Linked DNA regions of Mus musculus: region 1 is linked to region 2. A link is a loop called in an ENCODE intact Hi-C map of the cell type or tissue named here. Cell type or tissue: left cerebral cortex. All regions are shown on one strand.

Evidence for each region. Hi-C counts contacts between places; a loop is a spot of excess contacts. Peaks named below come from ENCODE experiments on the same cell type or tissue, not always from the same donor. Only the 100,000 strongest peaks of a DNase experiment are listed, where the experiment ranks them.
Region 1: it touches region 2 in a loop (1.9-fold over the local background); 3 of 42 quality-filtered maps call a loop at or near these places.

Annotation. Positions count from the first base shown.
Region 1 is chr8:33,621,778-33,629,777 of GRCm38, forward strand. It overlaps Ubxn8 (UBX domain protein 8), which reads right to left. Exons shown (of 8, transcript NM_178648.2): 5 at 7,460-7,597; 6 at 4,547-4,588; 7 at 1,385-1,459. Among named protein-coding and RNA genes, the nearest start is that of Ubxn8, 16 kb to the right of the region's middle. In left cerebral cortex, CTCF peaks have their summits at 3,255 (motif pointing left) and 4,479; a DNase peak (open chromatin) is centred at 4,412; H3K27ac peaks cover 838 bases.
Region 2 is chr8:33,695,155-33,703,154 of GRCm38, forward strand. Gsr (glutathione reductase) reads left to right here. Exons shown (of 13, transcript NM_010344.4): 13 at 1,992-3,008. The coding sequence ends at 2,141. It overlaps Gm40485 (a long non-coding RNA gene), which reads right to left. Exons shown (of 4, transcript XR_870310.1): 3 at 7,256-7,370; 4 at 6,621-6,651. Among named protein-coding and RNA genes, the nearest start is that of Gm24727, 7.4 kb to the left of the region's middle. In left cerebral cortex, CTCF peaks have their summits at 1,195 (motif pointing left) and 3,176 (motif pointing left); a DNase peak (open chromatin) is centred at 3,180.

The DNA of each region.
Region 1 (8,000 bases), 73 kb before region 2:
CTGTCATCCTGAAATCCAGTCCCTAGGAATTAAAAATCATTTCCATATCTTCCAAAGTAATCCTTTTACACTTTAATGTCTCTATTGCAGAGAATATGTGGGCCTACTGTCATGGTAGTAACAAAACCTAATCCATAAATGAGATGAAAAATACTTAGTAAAAATTTGAGACACCATTAATTCCAACACTTGGGAGGCAGAGGGATCTCTGAATTTGAGGCCAGCCCAGAGAAACCATGTCTTGAAAAAACAGCAACAAAGTTGAAAACAAAATATTTGGGAAAAATTTTGGATCAAAATCACCAAAAGCTTTGTCAAAATACATGTTTTGGCACCTGAGACAAAGTCCACTCACTATGGGCCATTCCTATAATTGTCCAGCACCACAGAAAAGAAAAAAATCACATAGTTATGAGAAACATTTTCCTGCCACATCCAGCTGAAATCATATTTGCCTCAACACATGACATTTTAAACAAAGCATGTTTTGCTTCAAAAACAACAGTAAACTGAGTGTGGTTGCTTCCATTATAGCTGTAGTGCCAAAGCTACGACTGGAGGATTACTGTAACCAAGTTACTGGGTTTGAGACAAACCCATGCAACAGCAAGATCTTGTGTCTCAACAACAAAAGCCTGATAAATGGCAGAGACATAATGTTCCCAGGGACTCTGAAGTATCAGATCATTCAACCAGAGCCTTATATTGCCAGCCACCAGGCAAGAATCCACTGCTGACCTATAGAATAAATCTGTCATCATTTTAACTAAGACAGTTTTGGAAGCGTTGGGAATTGAACCCCAGTTTTCTACACGTGCTGAGCACCCACTCTGCCACTTAGCTCACAGTAAGGTTACAGTTGCTTTGAGTCAGAGTCTGCCTAGCTGGCTCTGAACTCACAATCTTGCCCTGTGTCAGATCCACGACCCCTGCAGTGGAAGCATTATACTCATATTACACTGCGGCCCAATTTAAACTTTTTAAAATAAGAGGCCATGTGTGGCAGCTCATGCCTAGAATCCAGTCATTTGGGAAGCTATCACAGACACCAAGTTCAGGCCAGCCTCGACTACAGGGTAAGTGCTAGCTAGCCTCAGCAAAACCTAGTATCTTACCCACCAACGTAAATGTAGTAAACAACCAAAGAAATACAGCTCAGAGAATGCCTGCCTGAAGACTTAAGATTCTTTCCTAATATAAAAAATGAAGAAAGAAAATTGAAGGGGAAAACACAATGTTAATGTAGAGATCACAACTTAAACCCTCAGTCTGCAATGCAGAACCTTCACATTGTCTGTCTGTGTGGTCTTGTCTCCCACTGCATTTGAACACAATGTTGACAAATTTCATAAGACAATATTTCTGAAAACATTGGTTTCCTCACCTGTGAATTCCACGACTTGAAAAATCTTCTCCTCAGAACACGTCCATTTGGGCATCGAAGGGCAACAGTAACTACCTGTGGATTACAAATGTAAGCTACACTGGGCGTGGTGGCGCACACCTTTAATCCCAGCACTCGGGAGGCAGAGGCAGGCGGATTTCTGAGTTCAAAGCCAGCCAGGGCTATACAGAGAGACCCTGTCTTCGAAAACCCCCTTCCCCCAAAAAACAAACAAACAAAAAAAACAAACGTAAGCTACAGTGGTCACCCAGACCTATGGTCCACACAGGATGCCCAGGTAGGAAGATGCAAATCTGAGGCCAGCCTAAGTGACAAAGCAAGATCTCATCTCAGGAACAAGACAGAAGTCCAGATGGGAACTCTAGCTAGCCTGGGGATAAGGCTCAGCTGGTATAAGAGTGCCTAGCAACACAACGCCCTGGGTTCACTACCCACCACCCCATGCACCACACTGGAGAGAGCATCATGTGTACTATATGGATGCACCACCTGTCAATTTAAAAGCCATAGGGTCTATAGCTTGGGCAGGAAATGGAAATGGAGGGTAGAGCACCCAGGAGACAAAGGATTCTGGGATAGAGCCAGACTGGCTATCCACCTGGGATGAGGTAAGGAGAAGGATGCATGGTAGCTGAATGCAGTCACGTGACAGAATGTAGGTTAAAATAATTGGGTTATTTTAGCTATGATCTACTCAGAGTAGAGCCTAGCTGTATGGCCAAGGTATATATAAATATACTTTTGAGTCTGAGTCTTATTTCTGAGAGCATGTGGCTAGGAAGAAGAACCAGGACCTAACTCTATACCACATATGGTGGTACAAGCAGTTCCTTCCTAGCTGCAAAGGTAGAGCCAAGAGGACCAGACGCTCAAGATGATCTGCAACTACACAGTGGGTCTGAGGACATCCTTGACTACATGAAACTACCTCAAAAAAAAAAAAAATGTGTAAGTAGGTAGAAGAGATGGTTACGCACACTGGCTGATCTCCCAGAAGACCCAAGTTCAATTCCCAGCACCTACATAGCAGCTGACAAACTAACCCCAACCCTAGGGTTATGATGCACTCTTTGGACATGCACAGGTGTGGTGGTTTGAATAGTTAGCCCCATAGACGCATGTGTTTGAATGCTTGGCCATAGGGAGTGATACTAGTAGGAGGTGTGGCCTTGTTAGAGGAAGTGTGTCACTACACTCAGTGACACAGTCTTCTGTTTTCTATGAATCAAGATGTAGAACTCTCAGCTCCATCTCCAGTACCATGTCTGCCTGGATGCTGCCATGTTTCCCACCACGATGATAATGGACTAAACAGGGCTGGAGCGATGGCTCTGGTTAGGAGCACTGACTGCTCTTCCCAAGATCAAATCCCAGCGACCACATGGTGGCTCACAACCATCCGTGATGAGATCTGATGCCCTCTTCTGGGGTGTCTGAAGACAGCTACAGTATACTTATATATAATAAAAAAATAAATTTTTTTTTAAAAAAGATAATGGACTAAACCTCTGGAACTGTATGCCAGTCCAAATTAAAGTTTTCCTTTATAGAGTTGCCAAGGTCATGGTGTCCCTTCACAGCAATAATAGTCTTAAGATAATGGGCATGCATGTGGTGGACAGACAGACATATATTCAGGCAAAACACTCATACATATCAAATGATTTGGGGATATCTTATCAACTGAATAAGAAAGGTGCCCCTGGGCTGGTGAGATGGCTCATGCGGTTAAGAGCACTGACTGTTCTTCCGTAGGTCCTGAGTTCAAATCCCAACAACCACATGGTGGCTCACAACCATCCGTAATGAGATCTGTCGCCCTCTTCTGGTGTGTCTGAAAACAGCTATACTGTACTTACGTATAATAATAAATCTTAAAGAAAAAAAAGGTGTCCCTGTTTTCTCAATTGTTAATTTCTACTCCAGGATAGCAGAATATGTAAATATTTGTCACTTTCATACCTGCCCCAAAAGGCAGGCTGCAGCAGGGGAAGCCACTTAGCCCTTAATGCCAAAAGGCAACAGAGAGATGGACCAGGCATTGTCCTGGGGCTGCTTGGTTCAGATGGAATGAATAAATGTGACTTTTTGCATAATAAAGAGCTAGCTGCTGGAGCTGGGGCAGAACCACTGGAGAGAGAGAAAGTCAGAGACGGAGGCTTGCTCATCAGGAGAAGAGCAAGGACGTACAGCAAGGAGAGCCACGTGCAGAGGTGTAATGGTGGGGCAGTTAGGTTAAGTCAGATGGGCTAGCTGAGGCCTGCCCTCAGCAAACAAGCCTTATACTCTACAGATGTCCCCATGCCTCTATTGTTAAACCACAGGCAGGACCCTTGAGAACTCCACAATAAAATCTAAAAGAAAAAACTGTGTGTATTTTAAAGGGGCTGGAGAGCATGTGCTGCTTCTGCAGAGGACCTGGGTTCAGTTGCCAACACCCACATCAGGTGATTCACAACCGCCAGCAACCCCGTCCTAGGGAATCTAACAACCGCCCCTGGCCTCCGTGGGCACCTGCACTCGTGTGGGGCACAAACTCTTGCAGGCACACACACACACACAAATGTCTTTCTCCTGGGGATTCCGTATCTGGATTGCTCTCAATTATCTTTATCTGTGAGAAAGCTTCAGATTTTCCAAAGTAGTAACATGCATGGCTGCTTCAAAAGCTGTTTTCTTAGGAGTCTAATGGATGCTAAACTTCATGGGATGCAGACAGTTCTCTTTCTAGGCATGCTGACTAATAACTTCATGGTTCTAAAGGCACATGGTCCCCTGCATCAGACCGTCATCTGTAACTAAGCCAGCCAGGAGCAGAAAAGACAAACGGTGACAGGCAGGTGCAGAATCTATCCTGTCCCAGCCCAGCCACAGCAGACCTCTCTCTAACTGCACCAGCAGCTGCAGGCTGCATCTTAAGTAGAGGACTACAGGGAAGCCTGTGTCAGTACTGCTGTTAGCAGTAAGCCGGGCTGTACCCTCCCACACAGCAGCACTCAGCTGAGCATCTATCTGATGCCAAGCTCAGACCTGATTCCAAGGCAACTGCCAGGAACCCGCTCTTCTCCCCATGTCCATGGGGAGGCAGGACTTGCCTGATGTCAGACAAAGGAAAGGGAGTTAAGAGAAACGGCGGCGTACCTCTTCAGCTGTTTCTGATGGTTCTTCAGGTAAATCAGGAACCTAAAGAAATATGAAATGGACATATGAGAACTCTCAAGAAGAACCCTGTTCAACAGGCTACATGCATCTAGGGTTTAAAAGGCTTCCTAAAATATCTACATCTGACAGGCATGGTGGCGCATGCCTTTAATCCCAGCACTTGGGAGGCAGGGGCAGGCGGATTTCTGAGTTCGAGGCCAGCCTGGTCTACAGAGTGAGTTCCAGGACAGCCAGGGCTACACAGAGAAACCCTGTCTCGAAAAACAAAAAAATAAAATAAAATAAAAAATTTACATCTATCAGACCTTTACAGTGAACCAGGCCTGGAGGCTCAATTAATGGTGCTTGCTGTCTAGCGTGACCTGCGTTTTGATTCCCAGGACCCACATGGAGGAAAAAGAAGAACCAAATCCTGCATAGTTCTCCTCTGCCATCACACATGCATACACACACACACATACATGCATACACACTCACACATGCATACACACATACGCACATACACATGCATACACACTCACACATGCATACACACTCACACAATAAATAATTAATTTTTTTTTTTGGTTTTTCTACTCCCTCTGATGATCAGGCTGGCCTCGAACTCAGAAATCCACCTGCCTCTGCCTCCCGAGTGTCGGGATTAAAGGCATGTGCCACCACGCCCGGCTCACTAATGCAATTCTTATAAAAGTTTTTTGGTTTTTTTTTTTAAGTTTACAATAGAGTTCTGGCACTCAGGAGGCAGAGGCAGGTGAATCTCTGTGAGTTTGAGGACAGCTTCATTAACAAAGTGAGTTCTAAGACAGCCGGGGCTACACAGAGAAATTCTGTCTTAGAAAACAAAAACGGAGGGAGGGAGGGAGGGAGGGAGGGAGGGAGGGAGGGAGGGAGGGAGGGAGGGAGGGAGGAGAACTAGTTTACAACTGCAGTCAAAATTCAAGACAGCTGTTTTCAGTTGTGTCTAGCTGCTTCTTGTCCTTTCCTCTCTTAGCCAGAGTGCTTAAGATCTATAAAAGAAACAGGCAGGTTTCTGAGTCCAAGGCTAGCCTGGTCTACATAGCAAGTTCTAGGATAGCCAAAGCTACATAGTAAGACATTATCTCAAAAATACCACATAAAGTTTATATTAATATCTATTTGGTAAGCAAGATGGCTTACCAGATGTGGTTTGAATGAAAGTGGCCCTCATAGACTCATAGGGAGTGGCACTATCAGGACGTGTGGGCTTTGAGGTTTCAAATGCTCAAGCCCGTTCCAATTTCTCTTTCTGCTGTTTTCGGATCCTGATCTAGAACTCTCAGCTACCTCTCCAGCACCATGCCTGCCTGCATGCCACCATATGCCCACCATGCTCCCACCGTGACAATAACGGACTAAACCTCTGAAATATAAGCCAGCCCCAATAAAATGTTTTACTTCATACAAGTCGCCACAGTCACGGTCCCTTCATATCAGTAGAACATAGACTAGGGCACGGGGTGACAACCTGGGTTCAATCCCCAGACAAACGGATTCCCCCAAGGAGTTGTCAGATCTTCGCACTCCCATGTACACACACATATATGCTAAGTAAGTAAATGTAATTTCTAAATGTCTCTTAATTAAAGAAGAAAGAAACGAGTGAGTGCAGCCTGGGAAGACAGCCCAGCAGGGCTTCCGGACGCAGCATGTACCAGGCCCTCTTATCAGTGGTCAGCATGCTTTCCCTAACCTTTATTTCTTTTAAGATGTTCTAATATATTGTGTAAAAATGCATTATTTGGGCTGGAGAGATGGCTCAGCGGTTAAGAGCACCGACTGTTCTTCCAAAGGTCCTGAATTCAAATCCCACCACATGGTGACTCACAACCATCCGTAATGAGATCTGACACTCTCTTCTGGAGTGTCTGATGACAGCTACAGTGTACTCGCATATAACAATAAATAAATCTTTGAAAAAAATGATTTTTAAAAAAAGGCACAGGAAAAGCCTCAGGCTCAGGCTGTAGTGCCTGCCTGCTGGAAGTTCCTGGGAGGTAGAACTACAATGCCATGCCATTCCACACAGAATTATTTAGAGACACTGAGTAAAACTGTCTGCAGTTTATGTAAATAGGGATACAGAGACTGGATGCATTTACACGTGAGCACTGTCCCAACATCTCAATTTATACATGAAAATATCCTAGGGGCTGGAGAGATGGCTCAGCAGTTAAGAGCACAGGCTGCTCTTCTAGAAGTCCTGGGTTCAATTTCCAGCAACCACATGGTGGCTCACAACCATCTGTAATGGAACCAAATGCCCTCTTCTCATGTGCATGAAGTCAGGGTACTCATATACATAAAATAAATAAATATTTTTTTTAAAGAGAAAAAGAAAATATCCTAAAGTCTGAAATACTTCTGATCCCAAGTATTCAACCTGTAGAAGGCACTCAAGACACGACACAGCAGCGTCTTAAGACACCCGGTAGGAATGCTTCCCTTCATGAAGGCTGCTGTTTTCATCTCTTCACTATCAAGTTATTTCAATGGCATTCATCTCTTTTGTTTTGTTTTGGTTTTGGTTTGTTTTTTTCGAGACAGGGTTTCTCTGTGTAGCCCTGGCTGTCCTGGAACTCACTCTGTAGACCAGGCTGGCCTCGAACTCAGAAATCTGCCTGCCTCTGCCTCCTGAGTGCTGGGATTAGAGGCGTGGGCCACCACACCATTCATCTCATGGCTTTCCTCTACCCTGCCTCAGGTTTTTGGTTTTTAAGTGGGACCAATGGTCCACAGAGCTGCCTCCTGTACAAGGTTGTGGGGAGACACCATCTGGATTAAAGGCATCCTCCCCTTCCCCAGTAGCCCTTCCAAGGACACACTCCTGCCATCAGCGTCAAACTCAGGAAGTGGGTGTGAACAACGAACCTCCTTCCTCAGGAGCGGCCGAGCAGCTGGTGAAATTTCAGTTGAAAACTTAGGCAAGTTCTGTCTTCTTGCTGCCTCTCCGTTTATTGTTTCAAAAGATGCCTGACTTGAATTTTCAAACTCCGAATCTTCATCCCCCTGGTCAAAAACAACCAAAAAAACTCTGAGAGTCATGTTCTATTGATGAGGATCTACTCATAATGGTTACCTTTTTTAGCTCTCATAGTCATTTTTAGATCAGAAAACTAAAGTATAGTCTCACGGGGCAAGAAAACATGACACCGAATGAGTTCCAGACTCTCCCTTTATCCAGGTTCTAAGGCCTTCCTCTACTAGGAACGGCTGACAAGGGCCCACTCGGCTCACAGGAACTCATGTGGAGTCCAGACTGGCCCTGAGCACTCAGCATCTCCTGCGATGCCTCACAAGTATCCCGTCTGACTAAGCACAGAGTCTCTCCAAAGATAGAAACAAGGAAATGGCTAATGGTATCCTATCCGCTCCACAACAGCAGCCATTCAGGGAGGTGGCCTGCAGTTAA
Region 2 (8,000 bases):
TACAGGTGTTCTGGGCTCCTCATATTTGAAACGAGATTCTGATCCTTCTTAAAAGTGAGATTTCCGCCTTAGCGTTACAGATGTAGTGACTGTTGTAAAGATGAAGGTGACTGGGGACTGGTCCAAAAGCCACAGGGATGCTGGCACAGGGGGCCTGGAAAGATGACCCTGTGGCAAGCACCCACATCAGTTAGGTGGTTCTCAGCCACCTGTGACTGTAGCTCTAAGGGGATGTGGAACCTTCTTCTGGCCTATTGGGGACACCCCTACCCACATGTACAGTTACAGAGACGCAGACAAACACATAAATAAATGTGAAATAAATCTTTTAAAAATGTAGTGGCAAATGTGTTTCAAATATAAGACAAAGCTTCAAGTCATAAAACAATAAGTGGAAGTTTAGTCAGTCGTTTTTTGAAAGTTACTATCTCTCCAGCAAATTTCCCACTTCCCCTACATCTTCCCCAGTGTCTTTTTCGCTGTAGCCACTTCAGTGGGTGTCATGTGATCTCTCAAGAGTTTTGGGTGGAATTTGAGTGGGTTTTATTGCATAATTTTAGAATTAGGTTTAGTTTGGATTCTCAAGCTTATTAAGCCATCTCTTCTAGTTGAATTAAATCCTAAGGAGGAGTGTGGCCTGGCCGTGTGTCAAGGATATGGCTTATGGGACATATTTCTTTTTGCTTGGAATTTTGAAACCGGCTCTTATCACATAGCCAGGTCCAAATAATCCGATCTTGGTGCTTTCAACCTCCCCAGTTATGAGATCCATATACCACATGCCACCAATACCTAGCTGTGACATTACGTTATGAGATGGCTCAACAAGTAGAGGTACTTGCTCGAAGGCCTGATGACCTAACACCGCCAATCGCCTGATTCTGTAGGAGGGCAGAGAGAACTGGCTCCCAGGAGTTTTTCCCCTGACTTCCACCGATACAGAAAATAGCCCATGCGCCTAATCACTCACACCCCTGCATCTGCTCAAGCTCTATCTCCACCCCCTCCCCGCAACACACAGTGAAATAAACATGAGTGCAAATGTATTCTAAGGGGCTGGAGCGATGGCTCAGCGGTTAAGAGCACTGACTGCTCTTCCAGAGGTTCTGAGTTCAATTCCCAGCAACCACATGGTGACCCACAACCATTTGTAATGGGATCTGATGCCCTCTTCTGGTACGTCTGAAGACTGCTACAGTGTACTCATATACATAAAATAAATACATAAATATTTACATGGCCTACGGTTGCCACGTCAGAGTCAGCAGGGCCCTGCCCTTCTCTTCGAATTCTACCATGGTCTCATGCTGGCATGTGGGCTCCCAAGTTCTTTTATAACTAAAATTCAGGAGTTTTTGCTGTTGCAACAGAAATAGGGGTTGAATTATCATAATTGTGTAGTCCCAAAAATATATAATATCATGACTTAACAGAACTGCTGGTGTTCAGCAAGCAGGGAACAGAATTAGCAGGGCCAGGAAGACACAAGTCTGTAGCTATTTGGTTACTGAATGGGCTTAGTTCTTAGAGAAGGAAGGTATGGTGGTGTTGCTCCTGATCTCAGCACCGAGGAGGCTTAGGCAGGAAGATCAGGAGTTTGAGACCGGCCTAGGCTTCTACAGCAAGAGAAGTGCATGGGATAGGAAGAAAAAAGCAGGAGTAAGAAGTGCCTGGGGGCTGGAGAGATGGCTCAGTGGTTAAGAGCAGGGACTGCTCTTCCGGAGGTCCTGAGTTCAAATCCCATCAACCACATGGTGGCTCACAACCATCTATAATGGGATCCGATGCCCTCTTCTGGTGTGTCTGAAGATAGCTACAGTGTAGTCATATACATAAAGTAAATAAATGAAAGGAAGAAAGGAAAGAAGGCAGGCCAAGTGTGCACTGGAAGGAGCCACCGAAGTGGGGCTGCAGAGGACCTGCCTCCTAGGCGTACTTACACTTACTTTGGATATGGAGACCTGACGTCCCTAATCTCTGTTTTCTCGCAGGTGGTTGGCATTCACATGCAGGGGATTGGCTGTGATGAGATGCTGCAGGGCTTCGCTGTAGCGGTGAAAATGGGGGCCACCAAGGCCGACTTCGACAACACAGTTGCCATTCATCCTACCTCTTCAGAGGAGCTGGTCACCCTGCGCTGAGAGCCTGGGGACCCAGGTGGCTAGCGGTGCGACCAGCAGGCCTCCGGGAGGAACCGATCGAGTTTACGCCCAGCTTCTACAGATCTCTGTATTTTAATCAGGAATTTCTGGTGGTGTAAATTTCCAGCTATACACACGCACAGAAGAACTTATGTATCTAATCAGAAGGTTGTTTTGTTAATCCGGGGTTGGTTTTCATTTGATAATATTTATAATTAATATTTTGATTTTTTTGTTGTTGTTTAATTAACAGCCTTGTGTTTGTTGTGTTTTTCTTGCTTTGGCCCCATTCCAAGTTTAAATGTACATGACATACACTCAAGTTAGTGTACCTGATGGATGAATATTGCTGGCTAATTTCTTTTATTTTTTATTTTTTTCCTTTTTTTATGCAGCCCAAGGTGGCCTCAAACAACTCAGAATCCTCCAGCTATAGCCTCATGGGTGCTGGAATTCTAGGCCTGCATGGCCTCTCCTGGCCTAGCTTGCTAGTTTTATATGATGGGAAGTCTGCAGAATATACGTGGTATTTTTGTTCTGTATTGGAAAGCTGCCCCAATGTTACCTCTCTATTCTTGTTTTATTCTTTGCTCTGTGTTAAATGATTTAAAATGGTTTGTGTTATTTTCATGGAACAAAGTGCATTAAAGTTAGACTTGAGGCTGGTTAGGTAAAGGAGAAATGACAGTACATGCAAGACGGAAGGCTGAGGCACTCGGGAGCCCTTTCTTCTTCTGAGTATTCCTGGTTCATTCAGTCATTTCTGTATCTCTGCGTTTGTTTTTTTTTTTTTGTTTTGTTTTTTATGAAAACTGTTCCAAATTTTTGAAATTCACTGCATTGTCTTATAAAATTTATTACGAACTATGCTGCTGTCAGTGTATTTTCTAAGACTTTCCACACTGGGAGAACAGACACCAGCATCTGTTAGCGAAGAAGTCTCTTTAAAACAGGTGCCAGAGGGGCTGGAGGGATGGGACTGTTCAGGGCTTCTCATTCTTGTGAAGGATTCAGTTTGGTTCCTGGCTCCCCCTTCTGGCCTTTGTAGGCACTACACATATGGTGTACAAATACACACATGGTGTACAAACACATGCAGGCAAAACACTAACACATAAAGTTTTAAAAAAAAAAGAGTGCTAGAGGGCTGGAGAGATAGCTCAGTGGTTAAGAACACTGACTGCTCTTCCTAAGGTCCTGAGTTCAAATCCCAGCAACCACATGGTGGCTCACAACCATCTGTAGTGAGATCTGATGCCCTCTTCCGGAGTGTCTGAAGACAGCTACAGTGTACTTACATATAACAAATAAATCTTTTTTTTTTTAAAGTGCTAGAGAGATGGCTAAGCGGTTAAGAGCATTGACTGCCCTTCCAAAGGTCCTGAGTTCAAATCCCAGCAACCACATGGTGGCTCACAACCATCTGTAATGAGACCCTCTTCTAGGGTGTCTGAAGACAGCTACAGTGTACTTACATATAATAAATAAATTAAAAGAAAAGAAAAGCCGTGAAGGACCAGGGATATGAAAGACAGTCTCAGTGGATAGATGGGGGTGGAGGAGCAGCCTGAGGTACGGTGGTGCACACCAGCACTGGAGAGGTAGAGGCCAGGAGACAGCCTGGGCTACAAGAGATCCTGACTTTTTTTTTTTTTTTTAGATTTATTTATTTATTATATGTAAGTACACTGTAGCTGTCCTCAGATACTCCAGAAGAGGACATCAGATTTCATTATGGATGGCTGTGAGCCACCATGTGGTTGCTGGGATTTGAACTCGGGACCTTTGGAAGAGCAGTAGGCGCTCTTAACCACTGAGCCATCTCGCCAGCCCCCCCCCCCTTTTTTTAAAGGGGGGTCGTGTGTGTGTTATAACCCCATTTCTGTTGTCTTTATCAGCTGGGTAAGCAAAGTCCTCCTTGTCTGTGGGTTTCATGAGCAATGCAATGCTACTGAGGCTTTTCATTTTTCTTTTTTCGATTTTTCAAGACAGGGTTTCTCCGTGTAGCCCTGGCTGTCCTGGAACTCACTCTGTAGACCAGGCTGGCCTCGAATTCAGAAATCCGCCTGCCTCTGCCTCCCGAGTGCTGGTACTAAAGGCGTGCGCCACCATGCCCGACTGAGGCTTTTCATTAAGCTTTTCCTGGGTGACTTTCTGAGTTGGCCACAGCCAGTTTGAGCACTGGCTTCTGGGTAGCCCCGGTGCCGACGAAGTAAAACAAGCGCATTAGTAACTATATCATGTGTTTGTGGCGGGAATAAGATAGGATCCCCAAACGTGGATTTTTGACTGATACAGGTGCCCTCCACTCTCAGTAGCCTGAAAAATAGTGTGCTGAGCTTCTGGGCTCCACTGGGGCTCCACTGGGGCTCCAGTCTTACTCTGCACATGTCCCGGAGTTGAATTGTACCTCTGCTGGGAGGGGAGGCTCCAAGAGCCAGCGCTCTTCTAACACCGTATGTGCTATGTTTACCTTGTTCTTCAGCCCTGGGGATGGTACAAGGAATACAGGCTCTGCTACTGAGCCACAACCTGAGCCCTATCACGGAGTCCCATTGGTGACCTTGTGGTCCTGTACTGGGTCCATAGTAAACCAACAGACTCTTCTCCTCTGTCCTCAGATTAGCCTAGCCCTTGAGATGCTGTGGCTTGACAGCCCTTCTTAACCCCATGCACAGATATGAACAAATAACTGCTGTGTACAGTGCATAGCACAGTGTAGGTGCTCACTAGATTTTATTAATATTCCCCAAAGACTGGGCATTCACTTCTGAGTAACCTAGTCTGGAAAAAAAAATTTTTTTTAATTTTTGCAGAATAGTCATGCCACATAGCCCAAGATAGCCCACTCTTGTGATCCTCCTGCCTCAGCCTACCAAATGTTGTGACTATAAGCATATATCATCATACCCTGCATGAGAGAAAACATTTCTAAACAAGTAGCAGGGCAGTGAAGCAGCTATGTGGTTTGTTGATTAAAGGGACACCTTGAAGAATGAAAGAAGTACAGCTGAGCCGGGTGTGGTGGCGCACGCCTTTAATCCCAGCACTTGGGAGGCAGAGGGAGGCGGATTTCTGAGTTCGAGGCCAGCCTAGTCTACAGAGTGAGTTCCAGGACAGCCAGGGCTACACAGAGAAACCCTGTGTCAAAAAAACAAAAAAAAAAAAAGAAAGAAAGAAAGAAAGAAAGAAAGAAAGAAAGAAAGAAAGAAAGAAAGAAAGAAAGAAAGAAAGAGGTACAGCTGATAATTGAGACAGTAGCCCGAGGTTGGAACTCTCTCCCTGAAATGGGACATTGCCATTCTAATTACACATTATTACACAGATGTACCTGTGACTTTGGGAAAGAGGGTCAGAGCTAGAGAAATGGTCAGAGTGTTTCGTTGCTGGGTAACAAACTACTCCAAAATGTAGTCTGTTTTTCTTTTTTTTAAAGATTTATTTATTTATTATATGTAAGTACACTGTAGCTGTCCTTAGATACTCCATAAGAGGGCATCAGATTTTGTTATGGATGGTTGTGAGCCACCATGTGGTTGCTGGGATTTGAACTCGGGACCTTTGGAAGAGCAGTCGGTGCTCTTAACCACTGAGCCATCTCGCCAGCCCCAAAATGTAGTCTCTTAAAACAGAAGCTTGCAGTGCAGTTTAGTGAAAAGGGGCTCCAAACAGCTTCTGTGCCTGCCCCTTAATGAACCTTCTGGTCTTTTGGCCCATACGGCGACGCACTCTGCGTGGCATCCCGCACATGTGCAGAGCCCGCTCCTTCTGCACACCTCTCAAGACTAGAAGGTTTTCAGGGCTTCTGGGAAATGGACAGGAGTCCAGAGGAAGAGCTCCAACGCCGGAAGCCTGCTGGATGCTAAGCCTCGTCCTTGGTTGTAGAAGGACCAAATTAGATCATTTAATTGCTCTCCTAAAAAGGTTATCGCTGCACATGTTAGCACACGAACTTAGGAGGCAGAGCCAGGTGGATCTTTATGAGTTTGAAGCCATCCAGGTCTACTGAGTGAGTTCTAGGACAGCCAGGACTACACAGAGAAACCCTGTCTGGGAAAAAAAAAAAAAAAAAAAAAAAAAACAGGAAAAATTGTCACCACATGTCGAACAGTGGTAGACCCCTGAGGTTAGTAGGCACTGGATTTTTGTTGGATTTATTTTCCACTCCTGGCTGGTAAATAGCTTACTGGTTGGTAGTTGTTGGTACTTGAAGAGCAAAGCCATTTGAGCCTAACAACTATTACCATCTGCGATGTCTATTCCTGGTTGTCCACATGACTCTATCTGGAATGAATTGGAAGGCTCACCTGTGATCCAGATCTTGAGGCTGGAAGACACAAGTTTTCTGACCCGGATCTTGGCATGGAGATCTTGAGGCATAGTAGCTATGAATCCCAAGAGACTAAGGCAAGGAGATCTGTGAGTCTGAGGTCAGCCTGGGACAAAACAAGTTCAGATCCAGGGGTGGTGGTACACACCTTTAATCTGGGCCACACCTTCTGCTGGAGACCTACACAAGGACATTGGAAGAAGGAAGATTCACTCTTCTTTGCCTGCTTGCCTTGTGGGACTGAGCAACTGCTAGATCCTTGGACTTTCATTCACAGCTGCTGCTGACCATTGTTGGGGAGTTGGGACTACAGACTGTAAGTCATCAACAAATTCCCTTACAATATAGAGACCACCCATAAGTTCTGGGACTCTAGAGAACCCTGACTAATACACCATCTTCATCAAAGCAGCTACGACCTATAGTAAGACGCTAAAGATGGAGAATCCGTTTGCATTTCCTTATAGAAGGCACGAGTGGAGGGTTATTACCCTTCACCCAAGACCTCAGCCACTCATACCTGCCATCTCTCTGACAGCTGAGTGTAAGTCTGACCCAACTGAAGATGATCATGTGGTCTCAGGTGGAAACTGGAAGGTTAAGAGAAAAACTCCATCTACACAGCACTGGGGAAGTCTTAACTAGTGCTGGTGTGAGCTTCCCAGTGGTGCCGCTCTTTGTGCTTTACCCATGAACCCGTAAGGAATGCTAACTAATAGGTTGGCCAGGTTGGCCAGGTTGGCCTTTGGTAGAGAACGTTGCTTGACCTGCTGCGATTCCCTACCTGGGTAAGTAGATATTTGTCTACATCTTCACAGGAAAGTTCACGCAATAGGACTTGTGTTCACTCGGTCCAGACAGTATTTTTGTCTTCAATGTAATGAACCAGTGTGGTGTTCCTGGAAGGACAAACAGTCCAATTTGCTGTGAGTCAAATTGTGACAGGCTGAAGGGTACATCCCTGAGACAAGTTCTGGCCATCTGAAAACAGTCTGCTTAATGGCCCTTTTTTATAATATGGACAAAAAGCCTTGTCGGATAAGCAAGTGCCCATCAGGTGTTTTTAATGTTCTGTTGTTGTGAAGAGAAACCATGACTACTTCAGTTCTTATTAAGGGAAGCTTTTCATCGGGGCTGGCTTACAGTTTCAGAGGTTTAGTCAATTTTCATCATTGTAGGAAGCATGGCAGCATGCAGGCAGACATGGTGCAGATGTAGCTGAGAGTCCTACATCTGGATCCACAGACAGCAAGAAGAAGAGAGAGATACTGGGCGAGGCTTGTGTACTTGAAATCCCAAAGCCCAGCCCCAGAGACACATTTCCCCCACAGATACTCCAACAAGGCCACACCTCCTCGTTCCTCTGAAGTGATTCCTTAGTGATCAAGCATTCAGTTATATGAGTTAGTGGGGGCCATTCCTATTCAAACCATCACAGAGACCAAAGGTGTTGGCTCCCTTGGAGCTGGCCTTACAGCTGTGAGCTGCCTGCTGTTGGTGTTAGGAAAGGAACTTCGGTCCTCTGGGGA